Linked DNA regions of Homo sapiens: region 1 is linked to region 2. A link is an interaction called in ENCODE POLR2A ChIA-PET data of the cell type or tissue named here. Cell type or tissue: MCF 10A. All regions are shown on one strand. Each heading gives the region's core, and the rest is flanking DNA. Links, peaks and the distances in the headings are about the cores only.

Region 1 (2,820 bases), core at 53-2,552, 92 kb after region 2:
CATAGACACCAACACTCAGTGCCAGGCACCATCCTAGGAGCCATGGATACCATAACCAATAAGATAGACACTGTCAAAGCCTTGGTATAAGGTTTGTTCAGACAAATCCTATGCAGAAATTCACTATATTTACATAAAAGATAGAAAGTGAATAATGACAGGCTGGGCGCGGTGGTTCATGCCTGTAATTCCAGCACTTTGGGAGGCTGAGGTGGGCAGATCACCTGAGGTCAGGAGTTTGAGACCAGCCTGACCAACATGGAGAAACCCCATCTCTACTAAAAATACAAAATTAGCTTGGCGTGGTGGCACATGCCTGTAATCCTAGCTACTCAGGAGGCTGAGGCAGGAGAATCGCTTGAACCCGGGAGACAGAGTTTGCGATGAGCCGAGATTGCACCATTGCACTCCAGCATGGGCAACAAGAGTGAAACTCTGTCTCAAAAAAAAAAAAGGAAGAAAGAAAGAAAGTGAATAATGATAAAAGTCTAGCAAGTAGAGCTGCTATGGTTTCATTAGTTGCATGGAGCCTGGAGCCCTCTTGGCTTCCCCATTCCTTCTGCCCTTTAGACCTAGCACAGTAGTACGAAATCACTGTCATGAGCTTCCCGTGATATATCATCCTCAGGGTTGTGGGATCTCAGTGTCTCCTGGAAGGACTAGGCTCAAATAATCTCAGAAAAATGTTTGCCTATAATTCTCATTTAAAGCTTTTAGAGAATTATTTATGTCACTAAGCTTTGGAATACTTTAGCTTTATCATTCATCCATTCAATCATTGAGTGCCTTCTATATGTAAACACTAAGAACATAGTGGTGAAAAAGACAAGAGTCCCTGCCCTTTTGGAATGTCCATGCTGGCCGGGAATATAGACTTTAGACATGTAATAACACAATTAGTTATTTAATTGTTGTTGTGACAAGTGCTATGAAGGGAAAGTACAGGATTTTTTGTGGGGCTGTGAAAGTTTTTGTGAGGAGGTGGCATTTGTGCTTTATTGGTTGATCAGTAGACATTAATTAGTCCAGAGATTGCAAACTCAAATTCCTTTAAGAGATCAGGCAGGTAACACAAATGTGTGCATCTGGCAGGGGTAAGACAACAAGAAATATTAGAACTGAAGGCCCACTGGAGGAAGTCTACTGGCCTTAAGGCATTCAAATTCAAACTTCAGTCATCTCTTGGCTGGCCAAAGAAAAGAAGTGTGCAGCCAAAGACAGCAGAAGGGCTGGCAGTCTGCTGCGATGATTCAGGCAGGAGGACAGCAGGAGCAATGGCCCTGAGGCAGGAAGAAGCCCATCTGTTTCGATGAACTAAGAGAGCAACTGCAGGTGAAGTCTGGAGCCCTCAGGAGCAAGAGTGGTTTCCCCAGGCAGGTGAGGGGAGGACCATGTCACTCAAGGCCTCCAGGGCAGGTGAGGGCTTTGGTCTTTATCTCAAGTCCCCTCGGATGCACTGAAGGGTTTTAAGCAGAAAAGTGAATTAATTGGACTGGCATTTTTGAAAGCTCACTGAGCAGCAATGTTGGAAAAGTTGGAAGCAAATAAATCGATTGGGAAGCTGTGGTGGCTCCTCATCTCTTCTTCAGTTTTTCACCTACATTATTTACATAACTGTCTTGACGTAGTCTCAACCCTGTATTTCTCACTCCAGAAAACCAAGCTGAATATTTTCCTCTTAGTTCCTGACTCTAAGGAAGGAAGTAGAGTCCGGGGGTCTGTGGCCTGGAGTGAGAAGAAGTGCAGTGCAAACTCAGTACCCCATACACGGAACCTTCTATCTCCTGGCTACTATTAAGTGCTGTAGTGTCGCAATGATCGTGTAAATCCTAAGTATTATGGGAGCATCAAGAACAGTTTCCAACCTGCTGGAGGTGGGAAGTCAGCTAAGACTTCACCTACAAACCTAAAAACTTGTGGACTTTATCATTTTGTTTAGCATTTTAAAAAGCAATTCTTGCTTAAAATAATTCTTAATTAGCTGGGTGTGGTGGCGTGTGAGCCTGTAGTCCCAGCTACTCGGGAGGCAGAGGCAGGAGAATCACTTGAACCTGGGAGATGGAGGTTGCAGTGAGTCAAGATCAAGCCAGCTTGGGTAACAGAGTGAGACTCCATCTCAAAAAAATTAAATAAATAAAATAAAATCATTCTTATTGTTTAGGGATTATCTTGTTCAGACTTTTGTCAATTAACATAAATGTACACGATTATATTACTTGTGTGTATAAAAAACTCACATGGTTAGCTTGTCCACTCTCCTGGGAGCACCATACTTGTTTCTTCAAGAACTAAAGAAAAGGGAAGTGCTGCCCCAGAGGCTGACTGTGAGTCAGCACGTCTCCCTGATGGTTATATAAACATGAAAGTTGAAGTTAGGAAAAAATTGAGTAAGCTAGACACATTTGCTTCTCCTTTTAAAAATGGAAATGACAAGCTCTTGCCACTTTCATATGCAGCCGGACATGGTGTATTTGTGTTTCTGAGGTTATTGTACAAGACGAATTGGGTGAGTGATTTGAAGTTAAAATTAGCTCATTTTTGTCAACTTATTTATTTACTGGTATATTTAGGCTCGAAATTAATTTCTTCCCTTTTTTTTGTCTCCCTACAACTTTGTATAAAACAGGTTCATATGACATTAATCCTACAAATAAACCATTTGGATTAGAAGTCATTTCCTTCATGAAAATTACCTTTCTTGACATAGTAATCATTACTTTTTATGATGTCTGTAAATCTAGATTAAAAATTCTCTAGGCTGGAAATAAGATTTAATTTTAGAGCTATTTTGTCCTTGATTATTGACACAGAATCTTGTGG
Region 2 (2,820 bases), core at 137-2,636:
CTAATGTAAAGGTGGCTACAAATGTGTGTGAAGAAGTGGATAGTATTCTCGTTTTGCAGTGCCTAGAGTTTAAAATTTAGTATAGTAGGGTCTATGGATATTCCATTAGCTTTCAAGAGTACAAACTAATACCCATGTGTACCAGCCAAAAAAAATCCTTTTTTTTTTTTTTTTGCTTTTTGCTGTGTTATTCATATTTAGAATTGCAATCTAATCCCTTCTGAAAACTCTGTTGCAGTAAACTGTTTTCCATTATTCTTATCATCTTCTAACATGCCATTTGATATGTTAGAAATATTAAATGTTAGCCTGTTCTTTATTTCCTGCACACTCTTCCTCCCCAACCAGAATGTAAGTGCCGGGGAAGCTTTGTTTGCTTTATTTACTCCTCTGGCCCTAACCCTAGATCAGTGCCAGGCACATAGTTGTCTGTTGACTTAGTAATGAGTAATCCATTTTAGTCCTGTGTTTCTATGAAGCTGATTGATAATAAGCTTATAGCTTCTGAAATTATATTATATTATTCTATATTTATTGAACACCAAAGGCAAAATCTCTATCTTTTTATTTCAAGGTACAGTGCAGACTGCTAACACTTGGAGAATTTTAATGTTATTACTTGAAGTGAGTTGAGGCTCCTAATTGGAGAATGACTGGTTGGTTATCAATTTAACTGCTTGTGAGATTGTTAGTTTTTTGAGTAGAGGTCAGGAATAACACTGCAAGAGAATATGTTTTCCAAACTCCTCCTATAAATGCACCATCCAATTAAAGAAAGCTGAGATAACATTACTTCAAGGCACTTTCAAAAAAATGATGTCAAATTTTGCACACAAGTGGAGTGCTGCTTTTATTTCACATACGTGCTCATATCTGTTTTTAATAGAATGTTGATAGAGAAATCTTGTTACTGCTGGAAAGAAATGAAGAACAAATGTTCTCTTACAACTTGCAAATTTCAACCAGTAAGTTCTGGGTTTCTTGGACTAGTGAGCATAAGTATCAGCTAGTGTGTTTTCTAAAAAAAGGTTTGTTTCTGGGCCCATATTCTGGGAGCTTCTGATTCAGTAGGTAAAAGCAGGGTGCAGCAATCAGAAATGTTTATAATTATGCCATGGGATTTGGATGCAGGTGGTCTGCAGACTTCACTTTGAGAATAATAAAAAATAAGAACCCTGATTTGTGAAAGGTCCTATAGGATCTTGGTTTCCTCTTGAGCGCAACTGTTACTAAATTATAATTCAGGTACCCAGCTGCCAGGTGAATGGCTTTATGTTTTGATTATAAGAAAAGTCAAATGGCCAAGAAACTCTTAGAACACGCTTTACAGTTCTAAAAATGTTTATCTTTTCTATTCTTTAATTGACTGAGGCTTCTGTTTAGGTTAATGCCACAAATGTTGATGCCACAAGAGTGAAGTACAGAAAGAAAGTTCATAAAAATATTTATTTGGCATCTGGCAAACTATAAAATATTTTCTCACATGTTACCTAATTTGATTCTCATGGTAGCTCTGTCGGGGAGTCAGGGCAGGTATGTGTTAATTTTGCCTATGAGCAAACAGAGGTCTGAAGAGGTTCTAACTTGCCCAATACCAGATAGTAGAAATAAACAGCAGAGAAGCCACTCCTCCTGGGACTGCTCATGCCTAGGTTATGCAGTGTTGGTTCAACTACCTTTCATGGTCCCCTAATATATCCAAATATATTCCTTAATGTCTTTCTCTCCTGACTCTTTCATCTCTAGAGACATTGCATAGGGAACATTTAACACTGTGCTCAGGAGGAAAAGGAGGAGGGTTGGATGCTATTGTGTGTTCAGGATTAAATGAGATAATATATGTGAAAGTCTTTGTAGTTATAAAATATTATACATATACAAGCATATATTATTATTGCATTGTATATTGCATATTAGATTATTGCTTATCCTTTTCAGAGCATGACTGCATCATATAGGAAACTCTTGGCCAGGCACAGTGGCTCATGCCTGTAATCCCAGCACTTTGGGAGGCCAAGGTGGGCGGATTACTTGAGGCCGGGAGTTCAAAACCGTGTCTCTACTAAAAATAGAAAAATTAGCTGGGTGTGTTGGCACACGCCTGTAATCTCAGCTATTCGGGAGGCTGAGGCACGAGAATCGCTTGAACTGGGGACATGGAGGTTGCAGTGAGCCAAGATTGCACCACTGCACTGCAGCATGGGTGACAGAGCAAGACTCTGTCTCAAAACATAATAATAACAATAAGAGAAATTCTTGAAACTTAGAGTTTCTGAGAAAAAGAGTTACCAACAATAAATTTAATAATACATTTTTAAAAATTGAGGAAGGAATACATGCAGAAATAAATAATAATTTAAAAGATAATGAGAAACTAATTAGAATAAGCTGAAACATGATTGAAGTTCGGTTGTGGGAGGAGATAAATGACTCATACTGAAAACTACCTAAAATAGCACATACAAAAGCGTTTATAAGCTTAGAATTTCTTATTTTATTTTCTCAGAATATTTCTGGTAGTTAAATTTGAGGCTTCCTGCGATGTGGGCATCTCAGAGGAACCATATAGATTGGCGCTTGTACTACAAAATATCCTAAGTTGACTGGGTTTAAATGTGGTTTTTTAAATTTACTTTTATTGTCATTTTCCCCACTTACCCTGACTTGAAGCTCATGAAAGTAGTTTTTATATCCTGAAGTCAAGGAGGCATTGTTCAGCCGCATCATTTGCCTACTTCTCATAGCTTGAAAGGGGAATAAAAGGCAGATTGCCTCACCACCTTGCTATTTTAGTCTCCTGATGTCTTGTGGTCTCGGCAC

Evidence for each region. Peaks named below come from ENCODE experiments on the same cell type or tissue, not always from the same donor. Only the 100,000 strongest peaks of a DNase experiment are listed, where the experiment ranks them.
Region 1: POLR2A ChIA-PET joins it to region 2 with 13 read pairs; 3 of 35 experiments call an interaction of 5 or more read pairs at or near these places.

Annotation. Positions count from the first base shown.
Region 1 is chr6:134,373,132-134,375,951 of GRCh38, reverse strand. No RefSeq gene overlaps it. Among named protein-coding and RNA genes, the nearest start is that of SGK1, 56 kb to the right of the region's middle. In MCF 10A, for the core only: no CTCF peak of the experiment used is centred there; DNase peaks (open chromatin) are centred at 1,221 and 2,331.
Region 2 is chr6:134,464,897-134,467,716 of GRCh38, reverse strand. The region is part of intron 2 of CT69 (cancer/testis associated transcript 69); the gene reads left to right. All of the region lies in intron 2 of LINC01010 (long intergenic non-protein coding RNA 1010), which reads right to left. Among named protein-coding and RNA genes, the nearest start is that of CT69, 13 kb to the left of the region's middle. In MCF 10A, for the core only: no CTCF peak of the experiment used is centred there; a DNase peak (open chromatin) is centred at 1,586.